Linked DNA regions of Homo sapiens: region 1 is linked to region 2. Evidence: read pairs that join two places in POLR2A ChIA-PET (ENCODE). Cell type or tissue: MCF 10A. All regions are shown on one strand. Each heading gives the region's core, and the rest is flanking DNA. Links, peaks and the distances in the headings are about the cores only. Region 1 holds the start of LOC124905025 (a long non-coding RNA gene). Region 2 overlaps LOC124905026 (a long non-coding RNA gene).

Region 1 (8,328 bases), core at 245-8,244, 110 kb after region 2:
TTTTCTCCTAGTTATGGATCACAATCTTTGCTTCACATATCTCACCATATTTTATTGGGTGACAGGCATTTTGAATATAACATTGATAAACGTATAGATTTTTTTTTCCTTTATAAATAGTGTTGACATTTGTTCTGGCAAGTAATAAAGTTACTTGCAGATGAGGTTGATCTTTTTGAGGCTTGCTTTTACATTTTTTTGGGGTTATCTAGAGTTGCCTATACTCTAGAGTTAATTTATTCCTACTACTAAAGCTTGATCCTTTGTATTCTCTATTTTTTTTTCTTTTTTTTTTTGAGACGGAGTTTCACTCTTGTTGCCCAGGCTGGAGTGCAGTGGCGCGATCTCACCTCACTGCAACCTCCGCTTCCCAGGTTCAAGTGATTCTGCTGCCTCAGTCTCCCGAGGAGCTGGGATTACAGGCATGCGCCACTACGCCCAGCTAATTTTTTGTATCTTTAGTAGAGACGGTGTTTCTCCATGTTGGTCACGCTGGTCTCGAACTCCTGACATCGGGTGATCCGCCCATCTCAGCCTCCCAAAGTGCTGGGATTACAGGCGTGAGCCGTGTATTGTCTATTGATTGCCCCAAGTGCTCTATGAGGTCTCCAACTGAATAGAAGGAGTTCAAATTTCTTGCAGCCTGGTGTGAGTTCTAGGAATTGTTCAGCTTAACACCTCACTGTTCTTTATTCACTTCCTGGAATTCCACCTACGCATGTACAGATTGGTATTAAGTGAATGCTCAAAGGGACCTTATGCAGGTATTTGAGTTTCTTTATTTGAGTATCTTCCTCCTCTCTGCTACCCTGTCTCACCTCTGCCTCCCCATAGCCCACTCTTCTCAATTCAGCTAGATCACCATGTTGTGCTTGGATTCCCCCTCCCTGCCTGACAGTATGAAAACTGCCTCCAGCCAGAAAACAGAGTTGATTGCACAACTTACTTCATTTTTTTCCTATCTCTTAGGGATGCCAGCCCTGCACAGCCTTTTGTCCTGATGTCCAAAGCCAGTTGTTTTGTCTGCTTTGTCCAGCTTTCTAGTTCTTTTGGCAAAAAACAAAAACAGAAACAGACAGCATAAGTTCCATCCTAGCTACTCCTTCATGGCTGGCTGCAGAAATTCTGAAAACTGTTTTCTGTGTTTTTAAAATCACTTTACTTCCTTGGGACTCCTTAGAATTGTAACTTGAGAAGGTCCAAACAGATAATTAAACCACCTGTGACAGATACGTGCTAAGCGCCTGCCAGTGCCGGATCCTGGGAGGCTGACAGGGATATACAAGAGCCCCTGGGCTTGGCTTGACGAAGAGGGAACAAATCTGGGTGTGGCCATCCAGGAATAGAGGCCAAGTCAGGTTGCAGAGCAGAACAATAAGGGATTCATGCAAAGCCCTTCTAACAATCGTTGTTTTGTTACTTTATGTGACCGTATTTGCTCCTTCTTTCAAAAATACAAAAAGTAAAATGCAGAATGTACAAATGTGTGGCTCTCCCTAAAGTGGGATGAAGTTGGGATTTCCCATGGATGCGGTTCCTGGAAAAGCCACAGTTGAGTAGAGTAACCTGGGTCTGTCCATTGCAGGGCTTCACAGTTCTGGGAGTAAAGCGCTTTCTTCTGAATTAGCAGATCTTTGTAAAGTCAAATTTCAGGAACATTTGATTAGACCTAAAGACAGCTGCAGGCCGTGCACCATGGCTCACGTCTGTAATCCCAGCACTTTGGGAAGCTGAAGCAGGAGGATCGCTTGAGTCCAGGAGTTTGAGACCAGCCTGCGCAATATGGCAAAACTCCATCTGTACCATAAATACAAATATTAGCCGGGCGTGGTAGCACACACCTGTAATCCCTGCTACTCGGGAGGCTGAGGTGGGAGAATTGCTTCAACCCAGGAGGCAGAGGTTGCAGTGAGCCAAGATAGCACCACTGCACTCCAGCCTTGGCGACTAAGCAAGACTCTGTCTCAAAAAAAAAAAGAAAGAAGAAGAAAAAGATAATTGTGTTAGACATTTGCCTGTGCCCACAGCCCTCCCTAGGGAAAGATGCCCACAAACGCTGCCAAGTAGCCAGGCCTTTGGCTACCATGTTTTATACTCCTCGACCCTAGCCCTTCTCCTCCAGTTCACTGGAGTGGATGCCTGACTCCAACAGTGACTCCACATGCCTGCTGGTGACTTGTAGAGCATCCTGCGAGGGAAAAATTCCTTTGTTTAAAAGGAAATGAACTAGTAAACACCAAACGAACGAGACATTTCACAGTGACAAGTGAAACTCAAAAGACACCTAAAGAGATAGCCAGGAGCTAGGAAGGGGCTTCGTCCCACAGCCAACCCCTCTGTGAAAAGGAGGGCCTCAGATCAGATCTTCTCTCCTCATGGCCCCTTCCCGCCCCTTCCTTCCCCACCTCCCACCGCTCAGTCTCTCTCCCTCTGTTCACTCTTCCCCAACCCTCAGGCACTCCCCGCTCTGAAAGTGGGCATGCCCTCCCTGGTGCAATGGGCCCCACGCTTTCTCGCAATATCCTTTCTAATACATTCCCCCGTGACTTACGTCCAGATTTGTTTTCTATTTGACACTGTCAAGGGCTTCTCCTGTCCCCAGGACCCCTATCCACGGGGCTGCAGAACAACATCTGGCCATTTCCTGCCCTGCTAGGCCCCCTCCTCCCTGAAGCGCTGCTCAGACCCCAGTCCAGACACCCGCCTCCCCCGGCCTCCCCCGCACACCTCCCGTCTGTCCTGACACAAGGGAACCTCCCCGCTGCCCCTTCGGAGATAACAGAGATTTGACAGCACGACCACAGTATTCCTGAGCTTCCAGTTAAAGTCAAGTCCGTTGTCGCCACTGCCTCCACGTCCGCAGCTGTTCCACCCGCTTTCCTTCCTTCATGCATGAAGGTCAAACCCAGGCTTGGCCCTGCATGAACCCAGCAGAGAGGATTCCAGAGCTGTCTCCCCAGAGCCCTCCCCAGCAGAGATCCTGACTCACCCCAGGACAGGAGGGCTGAGGCCAAGAGCGCCGCTTCCGGATGCTTCCTCCGCATTCAGCTTCCAATGTCCGCCCTGCCAAGGCGCCCCTCGGGAGCAAGCAGGAGCCCGTCCTGGGGGGACATGTCCCCTGCTCTCCGCTGAGACCAGAGGGCTGCTGCCGTGAGGAAGGAATGGAACACCACTAAGGCACAGCAGCCACGAGCTGGGGATCAGACACAGAGGAAAGGCCACCTACAAATAGTCACTGGAGCCAAACCCTGGTCTCAGCCACGAGCAGTGCCCCACATGCGAATGCACCCATGGGTGGAGAGTGTGATGAGCCCCCTCCGCAGAAAGCACCCGAGCAGCAGCTAAAACAGGCTGATCCCAGGCCCCAGACCTCAGACTCCAGCCTTCATCTGCGACCTGGCCCTCGGTTTCGCCTGACCCTGCCTCTGTTTGCAAAGGGCCGGCTGGGGCCCCTGGACGGGTTTCCGTTCTCCTTTCTTCCTCTCTGTGCTCCCCTGAAATTTCCCCACAGGCCATCAGCCTCAGGCTCTGAGACCAGAATGTCACCTTCCCGTCACATGCAATGTGACGATGTCTCTAGTTATTTCCCTCCCCACAGCACAAAGGGTGGAGGAGGCCTGAGAAATGAGGAGGGGGGAGGTGCGTCCAGGGTGCAGCAGAGTCACTCTCACCTCCGGGGTCCGGCTGCCGGCATGGAGGTCAAGGTCCGCAAGAACGTCCTCTTTCCCCACTGCAGCAGGCAGACCAGCATCACAGAACCATTCTAGGAAACAGCAGTTCCCGTCCCCTCCTCCTTGCTTCTAAATGCACGGGGCACACATCAGTCCCCCCACTCCTTCAGGTGGCCCAGGTGATCAAATCAGCCAGTTCCAGAGAAGGGTCAACTTTGACAGCCCTGGGTAGGGGACCCAGATGCCCTTTGATGGGTGTCAAATGAAACAAATCAGCATATAGGCGAGGGGGCTTTATCGGAAAGAACACTGAGAGGCAGGATGCTCCATCCAAGAGGCCCACAAGCTTCCGGAAGGCCAGGCGGGGACGGCTCCTCTCATGGGAGGGGAAAGGAGGGAGCAGGCTTGGCAGGGTTGTTGGCGGGGATGGATGGGCCCAGGCAACAGCAGCGTCCGGAGGTTCCTGGGGCTGAATCATTCTGAGGTTTGCTACTGGGAGGGAGGGAAGCTGATTCGATTCTGAGACATCTGGGGAAGCCCAGAGGCCCCAGGATCCACACCAGGAAGCAGCCAGAGGGGTGCAGAGCAGGGCCTAGAGGCCACAGCTGCAGGGCAGGTGGCTGTGTCACCAGAACCCTGCTGGCAGCCCTTCCTCCCCAGGGAGCTGTGTCTGGAGAGGGAGCTGTGGAGAAGCGCTAGGGTAAGACCCAATCGTGCAGTGGTCCTGAGCCCGCAGGGTGGGTGCCCTCCTAAGGTGAGGAAGGGACAGCAGAGCCAGCCCCTGCTCTGAGGACCCTGTGGGAACCAGGAGGGGCCTCGCCAGGCCCAAGCCCCCGTCCCGGCTGTGGGATGCCCAGCCGCAGAGCAATGAGGAATCCAAGTTGCTGCTGAACGCCCGGACCATGGTGCTGAGTTCTGGCCGCCCCAGCTCACCAGCAGCGTGGTGGTGGCGGCCAGGAGGATGGAGCTCAGACACCTGGCCCCACACGCTGCCATGCAGCCCAGCCTCAGGAGGCCACCATCCTACAGGCAGGCCCCCAGACAGAGGGGCACGGGCACAGGCATAGGCCCCAGGTCCCCTGGCCATGGAGAAGGCATTGTGTGAGTGTGTGTGTGTCATGAGGTGTGTGCAGTGTGTGTGGTATCTGTGTGATGTGTGCAGTGTGTGTGTGTGTCTGGGTGTGTGATGTGTGCAGTGCGTGTGTGTGTGTCTGGGTGTGTGTGTGCAGTGCGTGTGTGTGTGTGTGTCTGGGTGTGTGATGTGTGCAGTGCGTGTGTGTGTGTGTCTGGGTGTGTGATGTGTGCAGTGCGTGTGTGTGTGTGTCTGGGTGTGTGATGTGTGCAGTGTGTGTGATGTTTGCAGAGTGTGTGTGTGTCTGGGTGTGTGTGATGTGTCCTGTGTGTGTGTGTGTCTCTGGGTGTGTAATGTGTGCAGTGCGTGTGTGTGTGTGTCTGGGTGTGTGATGTGTGCAGTGCGTGTGTGTGTGTGTGTCTGGGTGTGTGTGATGTGTCCTCTGTGTGTGTGTGTGCGCACACGCGTGCATGTGTGTATAGCCCCAGGCCCTGGTTTGTCTCCTCTTGCCCTCTGGAAAGTAAGCACAGCCCCCAGCCTGGCCATCCCCTCAGGGTCGCACCTGGAACGAATGCCACCCACAGAGCAGCTCCCCCCTTTCTGGAGACTGAGCTGCAAGCTGTGGGTTGGTGGAAGCTCGTGGTTGGTGGAAGCTCGTGGTTGGTGGAAGCTCTAGCTTGGTGGAAGCTTTGCATTGGCAGAAGCTCTGGGTTGGTGCAAGCTCTGGGTTGATGGAAGCTCTGGGTTGGTGGAAGCTGTAGGTTGGCAGAAGCTATAGGTTGGTGCGAGCTCTGGGTTGATGGAAGCTCTGGGCTGGCAGAAGCTCTGGGCAGAAGCTCTGGGTTGGCAAAAGCTCTGGGTTGGTGGAAGCTCTGGTTTGACGGAAGCTCTGGGCAGAAGCTCTGGGTTGGCAGAAGCTCTAGATTGGCAGAAGCCCTGGGTTGGTGGAAGCTCTGGGTTGGTGCACGCTCTGGGTTGGCAGAAGCTTGGGGCTGGCGGAAGCTCTGGGTTGGCAGAAGCTCTGGGCTAGCAGAAGATCTGGATTGGTGGAAGCTCTGGGTTGGCAGAAGCTCTGGGTTGGCGGAAGTTCTGGGCTGGCAGAAGATCGGATTGGTGGAAGCTCTGGGTTGGCAGAAGCTCTGGATGGAAGCTCTGGATTGGCGGAAGCTCTGGGTTGGCGGAAGCTCTGGATTGGCGGAAGCTCTGGGTTGGCGGAAGCTCTGGATTGGCGGAAGCTCTGGGTTGGCGGAAGCTCTGGGTTGATGCAAGCTCTGGATTGGAGGAAGCTCTGGGTTGGTGGAAGCTCTGGGTTGGCGGAAGCTCTGGGTTGGTGGAAGCTCTGGGTTGGTGGAAGCTCTGGATTGACGGAAGCTCTGGGTTGGCGGAAGCTCTGGATTGTTGCAAGTTCTAGATTGGTGGAAGCCCTGGCTTGGTGGAAACTCTGGCTTGGTGGAAATTCTGGGTTGGTGCAAGCTCTGGGTTAATGGAGCTGCTGGAGTCCACTTAGGTCCAAAGCTGCTGTACTGGTACACCTGAGTGTCTGGTGAGAGAGGTCTCCAGCAGGAGAAAGAAAAGAGGAGGCTCAGGGTGAGCCTGTCTTGTTTGACTCATTTGTACCAAATCGCACTGGATGGCAGTTTTATCCCGTACAAAAATGAGCACATGTCACATTAGCACTAATTGTTGTGGGGAGGAAACAAATAGCTAATGACTAAAGGTGCGGAGAAGAATGCTTGAGGCACTGCTGCCATTTCAAACCCGTACGGCGCACCGTGCCCTGGCCAGCTGCCTTTGCTGCTAATTATGGGATCGAGCCCAGGAGGTAGGGGAGGTCCCCTCTAATGGAAATGGGTCGCCTCCCTCCAGGCACTGGCAGTCCTCCCCTTCCTCTCCCCGTGCTGGCCACACCCCTCCCTCCCACCTGACACCCTGTTCCTTCTGCCCCTGTCCCCTTCACACATCACACCTCTCCTTGGAGTTGAAATCGTTGTTCCTGCCATGTATTCTCTCTCTCATCCTTCAGTGGCCCTGATCAGTCCACTGTAAGCAAAATGACATCAGAAAACCCATGTGTTAAAGAAAAATCCTTCCATTTACCAGAAGGTCTGATGAGGATGCTGCTAAGTGCTGAGTCCCATGTCTTATTTCCAATAGGTTTGGATTGACAGGAATGGATTGGGGCTGTGGCTTTCCAGGTGGCATCTCTAAATCAAGGCTTTGTGCACCCTGCCCTGGGGTCTGGGTAGTGACAGGAGTGCCACTGTCATGTTTTCTGGGGCACCCACTGTGTGCACGTGAGGGGTGTGTGTGCCAGCACAGTCAAAACTCACAGCCCCTTGGGAGTGGCCTTGGCAGCCCACAGGTGTGCCAGCATTCCCAGGAAGCCAACGTGACCTTTAGTCCAAGATGCCGCCAGCCCTCTTCCAGGAGGTGGGCACGGTGGGTCGAGGTGGCGGCAGCACTGGCTCCTGGGTAGTGTGGCCTAGGTGGGCACTCACTGTCTTGAGGAAGGGATAGAAAGCGCTGCAGCTCCTAGACCCAAGCAGGCTGAGCTGTTGCAGGGTAGGGGGATGATACTGACAGTGGCAGTGACCCCAGAAACAAGCAATGAACCCCAGCCCCACTTTCTGCAGTTGTGGCTAAGAGCCCAGTGCACTTCCTGTATCAGGAAGGGACCAGAGGAGGGTTCAGACTGTGGATGACCAGGGTTAACAGCACGACATGGACGTCCACAGGCAAGGGCTGGGGCTCACATGGCATCTGCACCTAAGGGACAATTGCTGGGCATGTGAGTATTCACAGGGGCTGCAGTCTGAGAGCCCCGCCAGCAGGGGCTTGGAGGCAAAGTCATCCCAGCAGAGAACCATCGATATAAAAAATGCCTGCAAAAAAAAAAAAAGCCAAAATATGAAAGTCACGGGCAAAACACTTCATAAAAGAAGAAATACAAAAAGATACTAACTCACGAAAAGATGATCAGGTGTGGTGGTTCATGCCTGTAATCCCAGCACTTTGGGAGACCAAGCCAGGAGGATCAGTTGAAGCAAGGAGATCAAGACTAGCCTGGGCAACATAGCAAGATTCCAACTCTACAAAAGAGAAAAAAGAAAAGATGCGTAGCCTTATCAATAATCAGGGAAATGCAAATTAGTAGACAGTAACTCAGGCAGACTGCAATCAGAGCTCCATGTGGGAAAACCATTTGCCACGATCTGGTAGAGCTGAGCACAGGTACACCCCATGACACAGCGATTCCACCCCTAGGACCCACAGAGACTTGTGTAATAACACTTGCAGCAGCATTTTCTGCAATAGCCAAAAATCAGAAGCAACCCTGATGTTCACCAGCAACAGAATGGATAAGTCGATAAACAGTGGAACACTATATAGACGCATGAAAACAAATGGCCCATGGCCACGCACAGCTGTGGGGTGAATCTCACATGCAAGACAAGACCAAGGGAGAGAAGCAATCCCATCCGGGTCCACGCAGTATCACCTTGTTTACCTCAAGTTCCAAAACCACAAAAGGAAGCATGATGTTGTTTAGGGATGCATTCCCACCCACATGGAAACCCTAAGACA
Region 2 (8,328 bases), core at 191-8,190:
TCCTCACTGACAGAGGGTTCTCATGCTTTTGTCTTTGGCTGTCGGATAGATTAAAAACAGTCTTACATTCTGATTTTAACTTGCATTCTTTCTTTTTTCCCATTAGTGTGTGTATCTTTCCATATGTTTAACAGCCTTCACATTTCTGTTTTGTGAACTGTTTTTGTACTTCGCCCATTTTCTATCACTTTGTTGGTCTTCATTGCATTGATTTCTAGAACTTCTTTATGTATGAACCAAATGAAGCTTTTCCTGTGCCTTGCATTGCAGATACTATTTCATTTCTCACCTGTCTTTGTTTATGGTGGTTGTGTTTTTCACCAGGCAAACATTTTTAACTTTATTATTATTTCTTTTAATCCATGTTTATGGCTTCTGAGTTTGTGTTCTATTTCAGAAGATCTTCTCCTTCTAAAACTAGTAAAGGAAATGGCTCTCTGTTTTCTTCTAGTATGTTTATGGTTTCCAACTTTATAAAAATATCTGCTGTAGCTGTAACATATGGAGGCCTTAGGGAATAAAGTAGAAATGCAATTTTATTTTTTTCTAGAAAACTATTTAGTTGTAATTCAGTTGGTGTCTTCTGAACAACTGGAATTCATCACACTGATAGGCAAAAATCACCTCTCCTATGTCCTAACTAGGTGGGTGTGTTTGGATCCATTTTTGGTTCCTCTGCCTAATTTCTTTGCTGTCCGACTAGGGGGTCCATGTCCCAACTACTGCAATTTTATAGGCTCTATGAATGTGAAGACCTATTTTAAGATATTTCCTAATATCAAACCATCTTCAAGTCTCCTAGGTCATGGCTTACAGTTTTTAGACAATTTAATTCACATTTTTGTGTTGGTGTTCATTCATAAGATTGGCTTATGATTTTCTTTCTGTGCTTGTCTCTTTGGGTTTTGGCATCATTCTTATGGTAGCTTCATAAAGAGAATTTAGAAATTTTCTTTCCTTATTTATGCTTTGCATCCATTTAAATATTATCTGTTCCTTAACAGTGTGGTGGAATGGCCTGTGAAACTATCCGGGCCTGGAGCCATTTGTAGCTTTGTTGTTGTATCAGTTACAGTCCTAGGCATCTATAGCTATGATCAGTGGTATAGCAGGTGTGTAGTGTAATAGGAGGGAACAAGACAATCAGGGAGTGTGATGCCTGTAAAGAATCTAAAAATGATAGTAAAACCAACTATTATTACCACATCTTGCCAATTCTAAACAGTCAGCAAGAGAATACACACCCTTTTAAGAGGACCGACCGCTGGCATATCATGGAAACACACCCTCCTTCCTCCCTAGCAAGGTGGCACAACTCCTGACCCTCTGCCAGTGCGCAGCGCCCGGTTTTGTGGCTGGATTTGCATGCAATTACATTATATTCAAATCACACTAATTTATTCCCCCAGAATGAGAAGATAGAGAATGAGTGTTTTTCATCAAAATTAGTTCTGTGACACTATTAAAAAAAATATAACGGAAACTCCCAAAGAAACCCTAAACCTTCAAAAACTTGTGAAGTATGGCAGCTCCTCAAAACAGTTAAACATCGAATTACCACGTGATCCAGCAATTTCTTCTCTGGGTATATACCCAAAAGAATTGAAAGCAGAGATTCAAAGAGATATTTGTACACCCATGTTCACAGCAGGTTTATTCACAGCAGCCGACAGATGGAAGCCACTCAAGGGCCCATGGACAGAGGCGTGAGCAGGCAAAAGATGGTCTATGCATGCCAAATAGGATCTGGCCTCAGAAAGCAAGGACATCGTGACACACGCCACAGCAAGGACCAACCTTGACAACATGATGCCGAGTGACATCCTGACACACGCCACAACATGGACAGACCTTGAGAACATGATGCTGAGTGACATCCTGACACACACCACAGCAAGGACCGACCTTGAGAACATGATGCTGAGTGAAATAAGCCAGGTACACAGGGACTGACACCGGGTGGTTCCACCTGTATGAGGTCCCTGGCGGAGTCTGGTTCGTAGAGACCGGAGGTGGAACGGTGAGTGCTGGGGACCGAGGAGGGGCATGGGGAGGGAGTGTTCAATGGGGATGGGGTTTCAGTTTGGGAGGATGGAACGTTCTGGGGATGCGTGGTGGTGATGACTGACAACAATGTGGATATGCTTCATGCCACTGAACCGTGCACCTAAAAATGGCTGAAATGGCAAATTTTATCTTATGCATATTTTACCACAGGAAAATAAATAAATAAATAAAACAAAAAGTTCTTTAACTTGTTGAAAGTAGACAGAAAAGTGTTAGAAAAAACTAAACAGAAAAAAAAAAGGAGAGAAGAGATAAGTAAAGTAAAACACCAGCTGCCTGGATCTGCGGCCTGGCCAAGCTTCTCACTTGGAGGCAATCCCTGCAGGCCTCCCTGCCCCTCCCATCCACTCGCCCTCCAAGGAGACCCAGCCAGAGGGGGTCTGGAAAAGCCTCTGGCTTTGCTCACCCGGCCTATGTGACCCACAGTAATTCTGGGTAGGTTTTTCCTTCACCAGGGCAGCACCAAGCTCACACCCTCTTTACCGACCTTTTCCACCAACACAATCTCATCAGATGCTTAATCCTGGTCTTATTTCACAGACGCATGAGTTTCATTCCAGGGTCTCTGGGGTTACTTTGCCCATGAGAAGCCCTGAGAAACGGGGTGCTTTCTGTGTGGGGCATAAGTGTCCCCTGTGGCAAGAGGCCTGGCTGTCCTGGGCGGGGGTCCTTCCGGGCTGGGGTGCCATCCTTCCAGCACATCCTCCTCCTCTACACTCCCTGGGAGGGCCCAGGCTGTCCCCGCCCCATAGGCCTGGCTCCCACTAGCAGGGAAGGCCTCATCTTATCCGCAAAGGGTGGGCCTGGATCAGCAGGAAGCCCACCGTCTCCTCCTGCCTGGCACCCTCCAGAATAAGAGACAAATTACTGACAGAGGTTGCAAGCTGCTCAAAAAATTCACTCTAGAAAAGCAGGGGCTCCGTTCCCCAATCAAAGCCCTGGGGCGGATGTCCATGTTTCTAGAACCTGTAAGGTCATTCTGTGGTGTTAGCCCATGGTGAAAGAGAGTCTAGCTGGGAGGTGTAGAAAGTCTGATACGTGTGTTTCCTTTGTAGGATTTCCTTCCGTCTGGAGGAGGGAGGGGTGATCAGCAGGCACTTAGGGATGATCTCAGCGGTGACGGCTTCGTATTCCAGGGGGCTTCCAGGGGGCTGGTGTTCCTCCGCACTCTGGCCTGTCCAACTCTGAGTCCCAAATTTGGGGCTGGCAGACAGGGTCACCATGGTCGGGGGCTCCTCATTTTTGCCATGGCTGGGTGGGCAAGAGATGTCCACAGGGCTGGGGTGGACAGAGCAGCCATCCTGTGGGTCAGGTTAGACCCCAGGTCCCATTGGTCAGGGACACCCCCTCCTTAGCCCCTTATCCCTTCCTCAACTAAGACATGAGCAGCGTGTGCTCCAGGTGGGGAATTCCCATGCCAGCTGTGTGGGCAGGACGCAGCTGCCAGTGTCACTGTGGCCGGCACCCTTCCCTATTCTCACGCCATTTGCATTCTTGAGTACAGCCAGTTCAGTTTCTGGTCCTGCCCCACCCTGGCAGCCACGATACCCTTGGGCCCTGTGGTATCAGGAGAACCAGCTCCGAGGTGGGTGAGGCTCTGTCTGAGACAGCGAGTCCCAGGGATCCCCAGGGAAGTTACAGGCTTAGGAGAACACTGGGGAGCCGCTGGCCCCAGACACTTGGTGGGGCTGCCCCACCCGCAGCCAGGCTCGGAAAACCTCTCTGTGGTCTCCTGTGTGGAGAGGAGGCGGGGAGCTGGTTAGCCCGAGGCCCAAGAGCCGGGCAGATGCATGACTCAAGGTCACCTTGGGTGTGACTCATGGCCCTGCACTCCCGACTGCCATCACACTTCCAATAATAACCGTACACATCACCAGGCCCTCCTGGGCCGGTGCTGCCCTTGCTTCCTGCGCACCTGCTCATGTCGAAATTGGCTGTCATTGCACCAACTGGAAAGATGAGAAGACCCTTTCCATCCTGGCCCGACTGGGAGCACGTGACACCCGTCTTTAATTCCCCAGGAGTGTGTTTCCATGGATGCACTGCTGTGGGTGATGCTGGGCTGGCCTCGCCCTTTGACAACCAGGCCATCATGGGCGAGGGCAGGCACGCTGCATTAGGGGGTCTCAGGATACTGCTGGAACTCCTTGGGACCTGGAGATTTTGCTGGAAGACCAAGCTGTCACCGCTGGAGATTCAGCAGCCAACCTCATCCTTGGGGTGCCTGATGCTGCCTTCAGGGGCTTCTGGGTGGGGCTGGTGGAGGGAGGAGGGGCGCCTTGTCCTGTATGCCTCTGGATGATGGGGGGTAGCTCCGAGAACAGGCTCACTTCTTCCCCATGCCTGTCCCTCCGGCCACCCCTAAAAAATGCTCTAGGAGACACAGTACGCTTACCCAGGACCGGATCCCAGACCCGCTGGGGGCTGCTTGGGGCTCCCTGGCTTGTGGGGTGCTCTTGGGAGGGCTCCCCTACACGGAGGGCAGCACTCGCTCCATCCACGCTCATGCACACACTGTCAGCCAGTGGAGGAATGAAGGGTGCATGCGTGGCCCCCGGGCTGTGCCTGCCTGGGGGTCCCTTTATGCCTCCACCCCCTGGAGGAGGGAAAGGAAAGGAATTCTCCTCTTCCTTTTCTACTTTGAGAAAAGTCTTAATTCTCTTCCACTGAGCCTCAGGCCCCCGAGGCCCACGAAGTCCCAATGGGCATTCGCACAGTGGGCTCTGGCCAGGTTTGTACTGCTGTACTTTGACAGTTTCCCTGCCCCACCCCCCTCCAGCTGCCCTACGGACTGGACAGGGACCCGGGCACTGCAGGTCCCCACTCCTGGCCTTGCAGTGGTGACTGGGCAGGATCTCTCGGTGTCCGCGTGAGTGGGGACTTCCTTCTCCCCTTGCTGTGGGTGGGCTCACCCATCCCCTCTTCACTTGCTCACAAGGTGGTTCATCTGCACCACTGCAGGGCCCAGGGTGGCTGCATCGCGGCATCTCCTTGGCTCCCCAGCACCGTGGCTGCAAATGTCCTTTGCCCGCAGGAAGATGCAGAGGGGGCAGCCCTGGCGACCTCCCAGACAGCCTGCATTTACGTTCCCAGGGCCTGCCGGTGAGAAACAGCTCCCACAAACCCCCATGGTCACTGGTCGGGGCGGTGCGTCCACATCCTCATGGCCCACCCTTGCACTTCGGCCAAGTCCTGCTCCTAAAGGGAGGGGCTGCCTTGCCATCTGTTACAGGTCCCCTGTGTCCCCCCCAAAAAATATGTGGGTGCCGTGACCCTGGCACCAGCGAACGTGACCTTACTTGAAAATCGGGTCTTTGCAGATGGAAATAGTTAAATTAAGACGAGCTTCCACTAGAATAGGATAAACCCTGACCCGATGTGACTGGTGTCCCCATGAGAAGAGAGACACAGACACACAAGGGAGAGCCACGCGCAGCCGAAGGCCGAGATCAGAGGGGCGCTGTGGCTGCAAGCCCGGGGCCGAGCAGGGCAGGAGGCGAGCTGGGCTCCCTGCCCCAGGCCACGTGATGCTGCAGAGAATGCCACGAAGTCCACTGCGGTGGGAGCTCCAGGTTCCACCTGGCTGCTCTTAGTTTTCAATAGTAAATAATGAAAACCGAGTGCCTCCCAGGGAGCCCGTGCCATGCACCTCCTGGCCCTTATCCAGGTGTCTCTTGGATGCTGCGGGGCCCAAGACCATCGTGTGCTCCTGAGGTCAGGACATGTGGGCACTGGACCCACACGTGGGATTCCACCCTCCACATGCGCTATACCCGGGGAAAGCAGTGGCTCTGTCAGCAGCTGGGTAGCGGGAGCCCCACAATGGCAGGGGCGACCCAGGCGTGTCCGGTGCCACCTGCAGGCTCTCACCACATGGCCCAGCGACCTGGGTGGACCTCCCCGTCACTGCTCCTCAGGAACCCCCATTTCACTCAGCAGCCCATGGGGGAAGCAGGCGGCCACCCTGGGCTTCCAGGGTCAGGGAAGCTCAGTGACAAGGTCCTGACCCCCACCGAACACACAAGCCCTCTGTCTGCCCCTTGGCACATAAGGCCCTCAAAACATGTGTCCTTGATGTTTGCACTAATCACCAACTCCCGGACAAAAACAAATAGAATTGGCGAAGGCACTGGGTTAATTCTGCCCCCAAACAAGCTAAGCAACAGACACACTCAAGCCGGGCAGGCGTCCTGAGGACCCACAGCCACCCCGGACACAGAGGCTCTGCCTGTCTGGACCACGGGGGCTCTGCTGACCCCTCCCGGGGGCAACGGTGTGGCCGGTGATGCCCGGGGCTCTGTGGTCAGAACCATCACGTATTTTCTAAACAGACCCCACAGACCCTCTCAACAGCAGCAAAACGTGCTGATATTTATCTTCCTAAAATACTTGTTCAAAAATATGCATGGGAAAAGTTCTAAACACAGAAATATGCTGCCAGTGCCCTTCAGAAATGGAGTGCCTTCTTCAAAACACCAGGAAGTTCCAGAGGAGACACTGGGGAAACTTTTGCGTGTCCTGTGTGAGTTCACACGTCCTGTGTGAGTTCACCGGGGTGGCCACCACAAAGGACCCCAGCCGGAGGCTCCAGCAGCAGACGCGGATCTTCTCTTGTTCTGGAGGCCGAAATCCAAGGTCAAGGCGTGGCAGGGCCAGTTCCTCTGAGCTCCTCCCCTTGGCTTTCAGGTGACCGTCTTCTCCCCGCGTCCTCATGGGCGCCCCTCTGTGCCTGTCTCTGTCCACCTGTCCTCTCTTTATAAGGACACCAGCCATGCTGAGTTAGGGCCCAACCTCACGCCTCCTTTTAACTCATCTCTTTAAAGACCTTATCCAAATAAGGTCACGTTCTGAGGGTTAGGGCTTCGACATATCATTTATGCGGGACATAGTTCAGCCTGTATCCCCCTACGAGTTCCCCTGCACCCCAGATTTGCACGTTCACCTGCGGAGTCTTCTCAGTGCTTTTTCAGGTAGAAACCATGGAGGTAGGAGGTGGGACTTGACTCCGGACCAGATTGAGGACTGTTGAAACAGGAAGGAGTCAGGAGCACCTCTCCATAAGACACGCCCGCCAGGGCCATGGCCACACCCAGAAGTTACCACCCCTTTCCATGGCAATGACCAAGAAGTTGCCTCCTTTTTTCTAGACATTTCTGAATAACTCACCCCTTAATTTTCATATGGTTAAAAACGGGTATAAATATGACTGCAGGCCTGTCCCTGAGCAGCTGCTCCCCATGCTGCGGGGCTGGGGGAGGGGCTCTGCCCTGCAGGCACAGTCACGGAGCTGTGACACGGCCACCTCAGTGAAGCTGTTTCCTTCCACCTCCCGCTCGCTCTGGAATTCCTCCCTAGTGAACCCAAGAACCTTCCTGGGCTAAGCCCCAGCTTTGGGGCTCACTGTCCTGCATCAGTTCCAGAGGAAGAAACTGAGGCCATGAGAGCTTTTCCAACACAAGGCAGAGCAGCCACGGGTCCCCTGCTGAATAATCGCTGCCCGTGATAGGAGCCTCACCTTATCATTGACACCCATCTGCAATGCTGTTCCAAACACCCTGCCTGCCAGTGCCGAGTGGCTGAGAAAGGACACCGTGGCGCCAAGCATACGCCGGGCCTGTCCCGCCACATCAGACTCCAGCATGCAGCAGTCACTGCGGAACATCAGACACGTGTCTCCAGGCTCGTGTCCTTGGGCAGCTCCGGGGTCAAGAGGGGGCTGACGGAAACCTCGAGGCGAGCTTCAGAATTCTCCAGGCAAAATTCTCTCCTGTTTGGGGAGAGGATGGGGTCCACAACGGGGTCAATGGCAAAATTAGTATGACACTAAGCTCCTCAGAGTTTGGTCAGCTCCCACACTGACTGACCCAGGAAGTCCCAGAGCAGCTCAGGGATAGCCACGGCCACGTGAGTTACCGTCAGCAGCCCCTAAATGGCGTCCACACAATAGTGTTGCAGGAAATGAGGAGAACGGGGATCAAGTACACATGATGTATGTTTTAGGGTTGATACAGGCAGAGATGGGGACACACAAAACACCCACCCGGCACTCCTGCAGGGCCGGCCCGAAGCCGCGCTGTCCTGAGCTCTCCAGGCCGGGCCGGGCTCTGCCTGCACAGAGAAGCCTGGGGGTGGAGGCTGCTGAGTCAACGAGGGCTCTGGCGGATTAGGAAGTTTGGGTCAAATCCCCAGGTCCACCCCTCAAACAACCCACCTCATCAAGGGCTCTGCATCCAAAACAGAGCCAGGTGAGGGATCCCCCAA

What was found. ChIA-PET counts read pairs that join two places held together with the same protein. Peaks named below come from ENCODE experiments on the same cell type or tissue, not always from the same donor. Only the 100,000 strongest peaks of a DNase experiment are listed, where the experiment ranks them.
Region 1: POLR2A ChIA-PET joins it to region 2 with 15 read pairs; 3 of 35 experiments call an interaction of 5 or more read pairs at or near these places.

The regions. Positions count from the first base shown.
Region 1 is chr21:43,189,980-43,198,307 of GRCh38, reverse strand. It overlaps LOC124905025 (a long non-coding RNA gene), which reads right to left and starts at 7,742. Exons shown (of 3, transcript XR_007067886.1): 1 at 7,706-7,742; 2 at 7,510-7,625; 3 at 6,691-6,783. RefSeq lists enhancers at 6,656-7,155, 7,156-7,657. In MCF 10A, for the core only: no CTCF peak of the experiment used is centred there; DNase peaks (open chromatin) are centred at 827, 1,297, 2,977 and 4,107.
Region 2 is chr21:43,302,790-43,311,117 of GRCh38, reverse strand. LOC124905026 (a long non-coding RNA gene) reads left to right here. Exons shown (of 2, transcript XR_007067887.1): 2 at 1-73. Among named protein-coding and RNA genes, the nearest start is that of LINC00322, 25 kb to the left of the region's middle. RefSeq lists enhancers at 1-84, 2,187-2,692, 3,409-3,508, 2,916-4,115. In MCF 10A, for the core only: no CTCF peak of the experiment used is centred there; a DNase peak (open chromatin) is centred at 3,887.